2 separate regions of the Mus musculus genome follow, and region 2 is linked to region 1. A link is a contact called in ENCODE POLR2A ChIA-PET data. All regions are on one chromosome and are shown on one strand. Each heading gives the region's core, a stretch centred on a gene start or an enhancer-like site at or near the end of the contact. The rest is flanking DNA. Distances are from core to core; before and after follow the strand shown.

Region 1 (6,885 bases), core at 1,984-4,483:
CACTTGTCTTGATTGAATAACCACACCACTGATACACTTCTGTGTTTAATATGCCACATCTTCAGTTGCTCCTGGGGTGGAATGTGAGACCTTGACTCTTGTAGTGATGTCAGTGGGTGGGCATGAGGCTGTGAAGAACATCTTGCCACACAGATGACATCTCTGGAGTAGGTGCACGTGCACGAGGCGCTCAGTACAGTTCACCTATAGTACACCTGCTAAAAGTCTCAGTAGGCAATGGCTGCCAGATGGCTATATGACATCTAACAAAGAGACAGTGGACACCTGAGGTAGCTAGTAGCCCAGCAGAGACAGGAGTACAACTGTTAGAGGAGATAGATCCAGGACCACAATGCTTTTAGGAACCACAGTGCTCTGAGGAAGTGGTGTTTTCATGGGGACACTGGCTACCCACCACCTTGGAACCTCTTCTGACCCATGGTGAAGGGCCCAGAGCTATCTGGCTTGTGGCTTGCTCTTACTGCTATTCCTAGAGGCTGAAATGAGGCTGGTGGACTCTCAGGACTAGGCCCTTGTCAAGATGGGAAGTGACAAGGTAACAGGGCACAGTGAAGTCATTGCACTAACTACTTAGTACCTCCCTAGGAGGGAGCAAGTACAGACTAGAAAAGCCTGTGGGTACTTCAGCAGTGGAGAGCTAGCCAATACCAAGGCTCTTAGTGAGATGTCTCTTAGGAATTCAACTTGTCCTCAAAAAGAACAGAGAAACAAGTCAGTGGGAAATGATAACTTCCTCTGCCTGCCTCAGACCTAAAAGATTGTAGCTTGGCCAGGGAGGGACAGGTTTGGTGCCCTAATCCAGGCCAGGATTAGCTGGCTTTTTGCCTACGAAGCAAAGCCAAGAAAGTCAGAGTCTATGGGAGAACTGGCTTTCTTTCTAAATCTCAGAACTGGCCAACCTCGAGATTCCTCTTAGAAGGACCAATTTCTCTAAGATTACATCCCCAAGGGGATGACTAAGTCAGGAAAAAGCCAAGGTGAGAAAGGGACCACTGACCTCCTCAACCAAAATGTTTCTAAGCAATGACCCTTGACAAGAAGTCTTTCCTTTTGTTAAGAGACAAACTTCACCTGCCCAGTACCTGAAGCTGTTGGAGGCAAGGCTGAGGGCAGTGGAGGCTCACCCTGGAAGCATCATGGTACTCCAGTCCCCCAACCCCAAGCCCTCTGCAGTTGTCCAAGGGGTCTGGACAGCAGCAACAAATAGCATAGGAGCCAGCGGACCCAGCGATATCTCTGGAGACCCTTCTGCTGCTGCCTTCCCTTATTCTCTGTGCGTTTTGAGAGCTTCATTTGCTGCTATCTCCCTGAAAGTAATGGAGAGAAGCAAGGTTATTTCATCGATCGCGGAACAGTCCCTGACATTGGTTCTTCCTTTGCTCCTTCTTGGCTAAGCTGGGCTCAGTACAGCTTATAGTAGAATCTAGACTTCTTTACTAATCTCTTGTAGTCCCTGCTGGGTCTACTATTCTCCTACCTTATGGTGCTTAGCTAAGACAGTGGTCACCTTCCTAATCCATGTATTGCTTTCACTCTTGAAGCCCTTTGTCGACTTGCCATAAGAAGAAGCTTATAAAGGCAAATTAGATCAGGCAACTGTCCTGCTGAATCAGCCCCTCAACTGTTCCTTCTGCCCTTGTGCTCCAAGTTCACCATCACAGCCTGATCTAGTCTCCTAAAGTTACATTTCCCCTTGCTACTGGGTCTTGTTTTATCTATTTCTTTTTCTTTTCTTTTCTTTTTTTTTTTTTTTTTTGGTGTTTTGAGACAGGGTTTCTCTGTGAAGCCCTGGCTGTCCTGGAACACACTCTGTAGACCAGGCTAGCCTCGAACTCAGAAATCCACCTGCCTCTGCCTCCCAAGTGCTCAGATTAAAGGTGTGCGCCACCACTGCCTGGCAGAGTCTGAGTTGTCCTTGTTTTCTGGTGTACTGTGACCTCTGCCGTGTGGTAGAAGCTCAGAGATTAGCTGAATGAAATGTCCTGATAAGTAAGCTGTTGTTTTTAGAGATTAGGAGGTTGACTTGATGAGGTCGTATGCTAAGAATAGAGACTGTTAGGCTGGGGGTTATAGCTCCAGTGGTACAGTACTTGCCTAGAATAGATGTTCTTGCCTTCCTAAAGAAAGACTTCCCAACCAAGGGATTTGTTTTCAATAGACCTGGCACATCACCTTTCTGAAATTAAGGTAACACCACCATCCATCCCCACTGAACATGCTGATGAGAGGCTCTAAAGCCACTGGGAACCCCCAACTGGAATCCTGAGCTCTACCATTAGCCTTGAAGGATTCTTGCACAGCCACTAAGCTGGTGCACTCACATGCTGAGAGTTCTCTGCCTGTCAAGCATGGGGTTGGGATAGACAGAGATTTACTCACCATGAAGAGAAATGTGTGGAGCCATCAGGTGTGGATCCATTCTGGCCACCCAGACCTGGAGGCAGGAACACACCCATAGCTGCAGGAGGCTGAGGGTGGGGATCTGAGCAGGCAATAGCCCAGGTCAGGTCAGGGGCCACTGGTATAGTTTAATAGAGATTGAGGCTGGGATACTAGGGACTAGTGGTATTGTCCAGGAAGGGTTTTGAGAAACAGTTAACAACGTGATGATGGGCATGAGGGGCTTGTGGTGTAAAATGGTACGGGGTTGTAAGTCTGGGTACAGTGAGGCTCCTGGAGGACCAGTGGTAGTCTATGTGGACACAGGAGAACCCAATGGTACAGTATGGTGGTGGTAGGGACAGCCGGGCCAAGGAGGTTCGTAGGGAGCCTCACCTGGACGGTGATACAACCCGGTCACTGTGTTCCCGTAGAACCCCCAGGCCAGCTGGATGCCCAGGAGACTTAACACCAACCACAGCAGGAGCAGCTTGAAGAGAGTCACTCGCATGTCTTGTGTCTCCCACTCCCGCAGAAAGTCGCTGCCCAGGGTGCCCAGCGCTCCGAGCACCGTGGCGGGCAAAGCTTGCAGAAACTGCCCGGCCCAAGGCTCCGCCATGACTGGCCAGCGCCCCACCGGGAGTACTGTCACCGTAGTTCTTACTGCGCAAGCGTATGGTCTTCCGGGGTTAGGCCTGTCAGTGCGCACGCGTAATACAAGGCAAGGAAGATCTACTTCGCTTGCGCGAAGTGTTGGCAGTTTGGGGAGGGGTTTTTAAAACCGCGCAGGCGCACCCAGCCCCACCCTGCTTGCTTAAAGGATGAGTGATTCGGTGAGGATAAAATAGCAACTCGCTCTTTTATAGCCCCGGTGTTCCCGTCATGCTCCACGCGTCTGCCATGATTGGTTAAGCGTCTAGCTCTCAGGGCGTGGATGCGTTCTTGAGCAATCGTGGCTGAACTGAGAGTGTGCGCGCGTGCGCGGGGCCGCGACTGGCGCCAGCTCGAGCCCGCAGGGCGCTCGGGGCCGCGCACGTCGCTCCCCGCCCTCCCGCCACCGCCCGCCCTCGTTCGCTCGCGCTCCCCGCCCGCCGCCCGCGGTCCTCCGTCGGTTCTCTCCATAGCCCGCCGTCTCCCACGGAGCTGCCCGTCCTTGGCTCGGAGCTCGCGGACTCGCGGACAAGCGTCCTCAGCGCGAAGAGGCCGGACTCGGAGTCCTCGCCTTGAGGTGAGCAGGAGCATTTCCCTCCAGCCGCCTCGGCTCCGGGCCCGGCTGGTCGGCTGATCGGCAAGCACTTTTCCGGCCTCCGGCCCGTCGCCTGCCCGCGGTCGCGCCCCACCTGCTGCTCTCGGCCCGCAGCCCCTCGCCCCGGCCCCTGACCTGGGGCCCCGCGCCCGAGGCGGCGGCCCCGCCCGCGCAGTCCCCGGAAGCGCGCCCCGCCGCCTCCAGTCCCCCTTCCCCCGCCCGGCCGGGCCTGGTGGAGCCCTAGCCGCCCGCCCTCCTCGTCGCTTCCTCTCAGGGTTGCGCCGGGCTGGGCGGGGGCTCCCGGCCGGTCCGCGACCGCGCTGGGGTAGCCTGCCACTGCGAAGCGCGTGTGGCTGTCGGGAGTTGGACTAGGCAAGAAACTCTTTTACAACTCCATTTTGCCTTTTGCATTGAACGTGGATTATTAATCCCGTTCTATACCGGGTGAAGACAGTGAGGGTTTGGGTGGATTTTCTGTTTTGAGTGCCGTATTATTGGAGATTGTGTAAGTAAAAGATTGTTTTGAAATCTTAGCGGTTATGACTCTATGGGGGAAGGTATTTTCCAGTCGAAAAAACACATAATAATTTGGCGAGGTTGCATCAAAATAGATGCATTTCTGCTTAAAGTTATTACTTCAATTAAGAATCACTGATGGGTTCCCCTTTTCAGGTCGGTTTCGTAAAATTGCATTTTTTGCAGGCAAGTTGATTTAAAAAAAAAAAAGTTCATGTTTAGTAGCTGATAGTGGAAAATTTGACACCATTTTTTTTCTTTTTTGCCCCAGAATTGGTTCTACTTGTATTTTCTAATAGTCATCACTAAATTTTGACCTATTAGTTATTTATTTGGTTTTGTCTTCTGGTATATTTTGAAATAAGTGCTTTTTGCATGTTATATATAACATTATATATGTATAATATGTAGTACACGTATAATGTACATCCCCCATGCCAGTCTGAAAGGGGAAAACTTATATTTTAGGATGCGGTATGTGGTGAGAATTTTTAGCCACTTAGTGTCACGTGCCCAAATGTGTATGTACCATGTGGAATGTTTTTTTCACCTTTCATTGGCTAGTTTGAGCATTTGACTCACGTATTATTAAACTAAGAAAACAAGATCAGGTCTTAATATTGAAGACTCTGAGATGTTGTTTGGAGTATTTCTCCGGAGCAGTGACGTTTCTTAGGGACATAAAATATATGGAGCTTGTTTTTTTCCTATTTTATTTTCCTCTTTGGTGTTGGCTTGGGACACAGTGAACAGGTGCTGTATCTCTGAGCTGCATTTCAGCCTTACAACTTGGGATCAAACTCTAGTGCTCAACTTACATAGCTTCTACTCAAAAATCTACTGAACAGGAGAATAGGAACATCCACTCTACTGATTGTACCCCCAATAGATGTAGTATTTTAGACTGGGGAGGAAAAAAAAAACTTTAGGATTTACAAACCAATTCCGTTTGTAGGTGTGGGAACTGAGCTTAGGGAATTTTTTTCTCTTTCCTTCTGTGTGTGTGTGTGTGTGTGTGTGTGTGTCTGTCTGTCTGTCTCTCTCTCTCTTTCTTGAGAAAGGCTTATTACTCCGCAGAGAGAACAGTGGGTGTGATAATACCAGAAGAACCACTGACCTAAGACTTAATTTAAAAAAAAAAAAAAAGACACTGGGTCTGACCTGAGACCTGGAACTTAATTTGTAGATAAAGCTGGTCTCTAATTTCCACATGCTCCTAGTGCTGCCTCCGGAACAGTGCTGGGATCACTGGGTGTGTGCCACCATTCCTGCTGAGACTTAAAATGTTTGAAGGTCATACATCTAGTTAGACTACAACTATTTTTTTTTCTGTTATTCTCCATGTGCTGTCAGTTAAAATCAGAATTTCCAGGTTACTTCAGGTTCTTTACCATGCAGATTATGCATATTTGGGAAACAAATTTCATGTTTTTGTAAGTAGTTCCTTTCTGGCTAGGCCTTGCCTTTGAGTGTGTTGGTTTTCTTAAGGACCGGGTTTTGAGAGTTTACTGTTAGCAAAGATAAGGTAATGAGGTCCAGCTAGAATGTTTTCAAGACTCCTTTGAGTCAGTTTTAAATGGAATTGGTGAGAATTTGCATGTATCAAGTAGACCATGGTCTGTACATGTGTGAGAGTGGTTTTGTTGGAGTGATTTCATAGTCCTTTAAAAAGTCCATCTTGCTCTATTAGGGGTGTAAGTAAGTTACTAGAAGAGTGAAAACAGATCTTCAGAGCTGGGTGTGGTGGCACACGCCTTTAATCCCAGCAGGCGGATTTCTGAGTTCGAGGCCAGCCTGGTCTACAAAGTGAGTTCCAGGACAACGAGGGCTGCACAGAGAAACCCTGTCTCGGGAATAAAAAACAAAAACAGATCTTCAGGCGCTTCTTAGTCCATGGGTGGGGTTGAAGTAGTAAGAAGAGGTCAAGTAAGAAAAGCCAAACTAGTCTTTTGACTTGTCCTTAAAGAGCCAAAAGATCAGTTAACTTCATTGAAAGACTAATTTAAGATCAGAGGGTTTTTATAGACAGCATACTTAGTTCTATTGTATCATAGCTACTAGCAATGATGACAAATTGTGCATAAATGTTGAATATAAAAATAGGAAGTAGGTGAGGTGACAAACCTGTAATGAAACACTCCAGGCATTAGGAGGATTTCAGATTTGAGACCAGCTTAGGCTATATAACAAAATCCTGCTTCAAAAAAAAAAAATGTTCCTCTTAATTCTATCCAGTGGAACTCAATTGTTGCACCAAAGCATTAAGAATGTACGTTACCTATCTGTCTTTTGTTACTGGGAATGAAACCTAACTTTGATTGGTAGCTATACGATTAGCCTCTCTCTATCTTAACTGATTGGTTACTTTTCAGCCTGAAGCTTTAACCCGGGGCATTACATATCCTAGGCAAGGGCTCTGCTGCTGAAGTACGTCCTGAACCCTGATTTTACTTTTGAGGTAGTCTTATTACATTGTCAGGGCGTAATTATGAACTCACCTGCAGCTTTCAACCTTCCTCAGTCTCCCCAGTAACTGGGTTTACAGCTATGAGGCCTGACTGTAACCAAGTTCGTTTTATTTATTTATTTATTTTGGAGGCAGTTACACTCTAGGTGAGGTTAGCTTGGAAACTTACACTGTGGCCCAGATTGGTCTTGAGTTTGTAGCCGTTCTCCCTTAGTTTAGTTTAGCCCTCCTGAGTGCTGGGATTGCAGGGGTTGCA
Region 2 (6,885 bases), core at 1,855-4,354, 180 kb after region 1:
ACCAGTGTGCTCGTGGCTTCTCAGGGGTTTTTCCTGCTTGTCACCCCTGCCACGCTTGCTTTGGAGACTGGGATCGTGTGGTACAGGACCTGGCTGCTCGGACGCGGCGCCTGGAGCAGTGGGCTCAGGAGTTGCAGCAAACAGGAGTGCTGGGTGCCTTTGAGAGCAGCTTTTTGAACATGCAGGGGAAGCTAGGCATGGTGCAGGCCATTATGAGTGCCCGCAATGCCTCAGCCGCCTCTACGGCGAAGCTTGTAGAGGCCACAGAGGGACTACGGTACGGATGGGGCTAAAATAAAAAATATGGTGGGGTGGAGCAAAGGCCCGAGAGATCTGGACTGAGGCTTCTCTAAACATGTCCCCCCATTGATACAGTCATGAAATCGGGAAGACCACCGAGCGCCTGACTCAGTTAGAAGCAGAGCTAACAGCTGTGCAGGATGAGAACTTCAATGCCAACCATGCACTCAGTGGTCTGGAGAGAGACGGGCTTGCGCTTAATCTCACCCTGAGGCAGCTGGATCAGCATCTGGAGATCCTCAAACATTCAAATTTCTTAGGTGAGTTGCTGGGTAACCAGGCGGGTAGGCCAGGCGGACGTTCAGCTGACTGACCCCCTTCGACCCAACTTAGGTGCCTATGACAGCATCCGACATGCCCACAGCCAGTCCACAGAGGCAGAGCGCCGTGCCAACGCCTCCACCTTTGCAGTACCCAGCCCTGTGAGCAACTCAGCAGATACCCGGCGTCGGACGGAAGTGCTAATGGGTGCCCAAAAAGAAAACTTCAACCGCCAACATTTGGCCAACCAGCAGGCACTGGGACGGCTCTCTGCACATGCCCACACCCTGAGCCTGACGGGCATAAATGAGTTGGTGAGGTGCAAGTATGGAGAGGGACAGGTGGGTGTGGGTGTTCTTCCCACAGGACCTTGATTTGTTTTGTGCCTGGCAGGTGTGTGGGGCACCAGGGGACGCACCCTGTGCCACCAGCCCTTGTGGGGGTGCCGGATGTCGGGATGAAGATGGGCAGCCCCGTTGTGGTGGCCTCGGTTGCAGTGGGGCAGCAGCCACGGCAGATCTAGCGCTGGGCCGGGCTCGGCACACGCAGGCAGAGCTGCAGCGGGCACTGGTAGAAGGTGGCGGCATCCTCAGCCGGGTGTCTGAGACTCGTCGGCAGGCAGAAGAGGCACAGCAGCGAGCACAGGCAGCCCTGGACAAGGCTAATGCTTCCAGGGGCCAGGTGGAACAGGCCAATCAGGAGCTTCGAGAACTTATCCAGAATGTGAAAGACTTCCTCAGCCGTGAGCCTCCCATGTGGCCCAGGCCATGTGCTTGCTTCCCTTGTGTCTGTGTGTACTTGAGTCTCGGTGTCTGCAATGGACATGTGTTTATAACCCTATGTCTGGCCCTGAGTCCCTGTCCAGTCAATGTCCCTAAGTCTGTGTCCCTTATATAGTCCCTGTTCCTTGGTTACATCCTTATGCCTGTTAGCAAACTCCTATTGCATGTGCAGTCTGAGACCCCAGAATACCAAGATTGTGTTCCCAAGGTCATGCAGGAGAGACTGTTAAGCCCTTGCCTGTGTCTCCATAGAGGAGGGAGCCGATCCTGACAGTATTGAAATGGTAGCGACTCGGGTGCTAGACATCTCCATCCCGGCCTCACCCGAGCAGATCCAGCGCCTAGCCAGTGAGATTGCAGAACGCGTCCGAAGCCTGGCCGACGTGGACACAATCCTGGCCCATACCATGGGCGACGTGCGTCGGGCTGAACAGCTACTGCAAGATGCGCACCGGGCACGGTCTGACCCCCAAGCCTGGTCCCCATTCCTGAAACCTGGTCCTGATACCTGTAGACCCTGATCTCCCCTCTTCCTCAGGAGCCGGGCCGAGGGTGAGAGACAGAAGGCAGAGACAGTCCAAGCGGCACTGGAGGAGGCTCAGAGGGCACAAGGAGCTGCTCAGGGTGCCATCTGGGGAGCAGTGGTTGACACACAAAACACAGAGCAGACCCTGCAGCGGGTATGACTTCCTTAGGACGAGGTGATGGGCATGTACTAAGGATCTGGCTTGCTTTGTCTGGGACAGGGAGGTCTTACTGTGTAGCCCTGGGCAGCCTGGAAGTTACAGAGATCAACTTGCTTCTCCTTCTCAGTTGCTGGTACTAAAGGTGGATTTGTTAAACCTGGGCCTTTCTGTGGCAGGTCCAGGAGAGGATGGCAGGTGCAGAGAAGTCTCTGAACTCTGCCGGTGAGCGGGCTCGGCAATTAGACGCCCTCCTGGAGGCCCTGAAACTGAAACGGGCAGGAAATAGCCTGGCAGCATCTACAGCGGAAGAAACAGCAGGCAGTGCCCAGAGCCGTGCCAGGGAGGCTGAGAAAGTGGGTTGGGCGAAGCCCTCTGGATGGGGTAGGGGTATTATAGTTAGAATTCCACTGAATTAGTATACCGACCCTGCCTCTTACATCTGCAGCAACTACGGGAACAAGTAGGTGACCAATACCAAACAGTGAGGGCGTTGGCAGAGCGGAAGGCTGAAGGTGTTCTGGCTGCACAAGCCAGGGCAGAACAACTGCGGGATGAGGCTCGGGACCTGTTGCAGGCCGCTCAGGATAAGCTGCAGCGGCTACAGGGTGAGGACCATGGTGGGCGGGAGCTAGAAAGGTGGGCTTGCGTGAGAAAAGACTTGAACTATTTCTTGACCCTTCTAGAGCTGGAGGGCACATATGAGGAGAACGAGCGTGCACTGGAGGGCAAAGCGGCCCAGCTGGATGGGCTGGAAGCCAGGATGCGCAGTGTGCTCCAGGCCATCAACTTGCAGGTCCAGATCTACAACACCTGCCAGTGACCACTCCCTAGGGCCTAGCCTTGTCGCCAAGCACTGTTCTGCACACGATCGTCCGCACATTAAAGAGCTCCTGGCTAGCAAGAGCTTTCAATAAACCTGTGTGAACCTCCTCTGTGTTGTCTGGCCTTTGATGGGAGGGGCGGAGGACCTTTATACACGCCATCAGCTGTAGGCTACCAGCAGAGGCCGAGCACCGGAACCCCTCCTCTTCCTTTCCCGCCCTCCCCAAAGCTGCCCTTCACCAAGAGCTCCCACTCTTGCCGGAAGTGCGTCATCAGCTCGGCACCCCGCCTCCCGTAGCCGTAGCTAGAAGTCGAAACAAAACAAGCGGCTGAAGCAGCGGCGAAGGCGGCGGTGGCGGAGGAGCCGGGACGGGGGAGGGGCGCGCCGGAACCGGAACCGACCCGACGCCGGAACCGGAATCGAGAGCGTGTTGCCAGGGCCCGAAGAGGGCTGGTGGCGGCGGTCTCGCTCGGTGAGTGGTGTGGGCCTCAAGTCGCCGGTTTGGCCGCAGCGGGGGAAGGCCGCAAGGTTGGCCCGGGGCGGGCCTGTTCAAGGTCACGGGCCGTGCCAGCCCCGACATCTCGAGCCTCGCGGCGTGCTCGGCCTACCGATGCCGACCGAGCCGTTATGCTACCCCTGTGGCCGGCCTCTCTGTTTTTAAGAGGATTAGCGGCGAGCGAGGGTGGCTTCCTGGAGGAGGTGGTGGCAGGCCTGGGATTCGGAGGCTGGAGGAGGGCAGCATCCTAGCCGGGGCGTTGGTCTGCGTTCAGTAACTCTGCGCAGCTTCTCTAACCAGCTGGGATCTCCGGATAGTTTCTCTGCCGCTTCGACGGCTTTCAGAGCATGGGGGAGGGATTCCGGCTGTGAATCGGGCCTCGGTGTAAGGAGGAAACGGCGGGTGCTCTGCCCAGAGGCCTGGACGGACTGTCACTAAAGATTCCGCTCATCACTCTTATCGTCCAAGGGTATTTTTATCACCCCACTCTCCCCTAAGGGAACACAGGCTACAGTTCAATCTCCTTCGTCTCGCAAGCCGGGCTTGAGGCTGCCAGGGCTAGTACTAGGTCTACGTTCCATCTCCACCCTCACTAGTTTTGAGAACTTCACTTTGGATGGAGGGAGCCCGAATCCACACACAGGTGGGAAACAGATCAGGCCTCCGTGGCTCAGAGCTGATGATGAAGGAAGGAACCTGGAGACAGGGGTGATGTCTGTTTCGTTGTTAAGCCTATCACCGTGTCTTAAAACTGGAGTCCACTCCTCATTTTTTTTTTTTTCGAGACAGGGTTTCTCTGTGTAGCCCTGGCTGTCCTGGAACTCACTCTGTAGACCAGGCTGGCCTCGAACTCAGAAAATCCGCCTGCCTCTGCCTCCCAAGTGCTGGGATTAAAGGCGTGCGCCACCACCACCCGCCTCCACTCCTAATCTTTAAGGCTGAGGAGAGAGAGATCGATCCTTCTTTAGGTGGAAACAAAAGATCAAGTTTCAGGAGCTGGTTTATGGCAAAAAATAGGAGCCGGCAGGAAGCAGACTAGATGCTTTAGTACCAGAGCCTTTCTGGTTAGTGGCAGCACCTGGGGCCGTTTTCAGCTTCAGAGTCTGCCCTTCTGCTGCTCTGACTATTCCTTGGTCTCCCTCTCTGCTGCCTGACTCCTTCACTCTCTACTTGTCTGGCGGTGACTAAGCAGCCGGCGAGAGTGAAGGAAGCAGAGCAGGCTGCTCAGAGTGCAGACCTGTGGGTTGGAGCCATGGCTCTCATCCAGAGGATGATCCTGGTCCCAGGCCACAACTGCCTTGACCTAGCACTTCCTCAGTGCAGCCTTCCAGCGTTGTGGGTTTCTGTAGATACCCAGGAGGCGTGGCCTGAAGCACTTGCCACTGCTTGAATTATTTATTTCCTCACAGGGTAGCCTCACAGTGCGCATGGCTGCCTCAGCTGGTGAGAATCCTGCCCATTAGGGTTCAGAGAGGCCTGCGTTGCTCAGCCCTTGTAGGCAGGGAGCAGATCACTTGGCCTTGGCAGTGACTCGTGGTCTATTTTCATTAGGCTCTTGGTTCTTTGCTGAAGAATTTGGCCACAAAGAGTTGCCAAGATAGCTGGGCCGGGAAGAAAGCGCCGCAGCCCTGACCCAGACGCTGTTGCCGACTCTGGGCCACTCTGGCTGGCTACCAAGCGGCTCAAGATGTCTGCAGGGGCCAGTGCTACAGGGCCCAGGAGGGGGCCGCCAGGACTGGAAGAGGCCACTAGTAAGAAGAAACAGAAGGATCGAGCAAACCTGGAAAGTAAAGATGGAGATGCTAGGAGAGGTAGGAGGGGCTTTTCCAGAGTGCCTACGGCTTCCCTTATCACTGGACATGCAAGTATTGGGGTGGGGGTGGGGGTCCTGTCTCTTCCTCCTCTATCCTGGTTTGATGGGGAGAAAAAGATCCATGGCAGGCTGGGTAGAACCTGGGCTTTCCACCTGAGAGACGTGGCTAAGATTAATGAGATGGGAGTGTCTGGGGTCTGGCTCACTCATTCCTGTCTGTTCCTTTTGTTGCCAGTGTCCCTTCCTCGAAAGGAACCAACCAAAGATGGTGAGTACTGAGTGCTACGTGAGAGAAAGGAGAATTTAGCTCCCATCTGGAGCGGTAGGCTTGGCTCGTGTACCTGTCTGTCACCATTAGCACCTTGTTGAGACCCCTCTGATCTCTACCCCTCTCTCCCTGTAGAATTGTTGCTCGATTGGAGGCAGAGTGCAGATGAGGTGATTGTTAAGCTGCGCGTGGGAACAGGTCCCGTACGTCTGGAGGATGTAGATGCTGCGTTCACAGACACGGACTGTGTGGTGAGGCTTCCAGGTGCGTCCGTGTACCCCGAGAACAGGGCTACCTTTGAGTGCTCTGATACCCCCACTCCAGGTTACTTTTGCCACTCTTTTTACAGATGGTCGGCAGTGGGGTGGTGTCTTCTTTGCTGAAATACAAAGTTCTTGCACCAAAGTGCAGGCTCGCAAGGGTGGTCTTCTACAGCTAGTACTACCCAAGAAGGTGCCTCTGCTCACGTGGCCCTCTCTCCTGGTATGTTCCAGTTGCGTGTATGGGAGTTGGGGATACCCAATGTATTCAACAGGGCCTAATTGTTATCTCTTTGGCAGAAGAAACCTCTGGGAACCCAAGAGCTGGTGCCAGGTTTGCAGTGCCAGGAGAACGGGCAAGAGCTGTCTCCCATTGCCCTGGAGCCAGGCTCTGAGCCCCGCAGAGCTAAACAGGAAGCCCGAAACCAGAAGCGGGCCCAGGGCCGTGGTGAGGTAGGCTCGGGGGCTGGCCCTGGGACACAGGCAGGGCCCAGCGCCAAGAGGGCTGTTCACCTCCGCAGAGGGCCAGAAGGGGAAGGGTCCATGGATGGCCCCGGCCCCCAGGGTGATGCCCCGTCTTTCCTGTCTGACTCAGCTACCCAGGTAAGAGTTAGGTGCCTGTTTTTCTATCTGGGTATTTGGAGATAGGGGAAGGAATGTGGACCAGAGAGGGTACCACTGGCCGGACCAGAGCTAATCTTGCCTCTGTTTTTTTTTTTGTGTGTGTGTGTGTGTGTGTGTGTGTGTGTGTGTAGGTTGAGGCTGAGGAGAAGCTCTGTGCTCCACCAATGAACACTCAAACAAGTCTCTTGAGCTCAGAGAAGAGTTTAGCCCTTCTGACAGTAGAGAAGACAGTGTCCCCCAGGAATGACCCAGTCGCCCCGGTTATGGTCCAGGACAGAGACCCTGAGCCTGAGCAAGAAGACCAAGTCAAAGAGGAGATGGCACTTGGGGCTGATCCTACAGCCTTGGTGGAGGGTAACATGGGGACTGGGCAGGCGGGCCCCCAGATTGGGTTGCAGGGTTGGTGGGTGGGCATGGAGTAGTACAGTAACAGGCTAGAATTTGTCTTGGGTTGGTGGCACTGAGCCATGGTCTCAACCTAGAACCAGAGTCTATGGTGAACCTGGCATTTGTCAAGAACGACTCGTATGAGAAGGGCCCGGATTCGGTGGTGGTGCACGTGTACGTGAAGG

What was found. ChIA-PET counts read pairs that join two places held with the same protein, here RNA polymerase II (POLR2A).
Region 2: POLR2A ChIA-PET joins it to region 1 with 11 read pairs in embryonic stem cell. The contact joins the promoter of Usp19 here to the promoter of Tcta in region 1. POLR2A ChIA-PET finds 5 or more read pairs at or near these places in 3 of 5 experiments (Patski and embryonic stem cell).

Annotation. Positions count from the first base shown.
Region 1 is chr9:108,302,926-108,309,810 of GRCm38, forward strand. Tcta (T cell leukemia translocation altered gene) reads right to left here and starts at 3,234. Exons shown (of 3, transcript NM_001311156.1): 1 at 2,797-3,234; 2 at 2,401-2,455; 3 at 30-1,328. The coding sequence starts at 3,019. The coding sequence ends at 1,286. It overlaps Rhoa (ras homolog family member A), which reads left to right and starts at 3,235. Exons shown (of 6, transcript NM_016802.5): 1 at 3,235-3,628.
Region 2 is chr9:108,487,572-108,494,456 of GRCm38, forward strand. Usp19 (ubiquitin specific peptidase 19) reads left to right here and starts at 3,105. Exons shown (of 27, transcript NM_027804.4): 1 at 3,105-3,324; 2 at 4,900-5,159; 3 at 5,397-5,429; 4 at 5,565-5,693; 5 at 5,779-5,912; 6 at 5,993-6,292; 7 at 6,445-6,667; 8 at 6,796-6,885. The coding sequence starts at 5,036. It overlaps Lamb2 (laminin, beta 2), which reads left to right. Exons shown (of 33, transcript NM_008483.3): 25 at 1-277; 26 at 376-560; 27 at 634-875; 28 at 955-1,303; 29 at 1,596-1,803; 30 at 1,882-2,023; 31 at 2,206-2,382; 32 at 2,475-2,634; 33 at 2,713-2,959. The coding sequence ends at 2,849.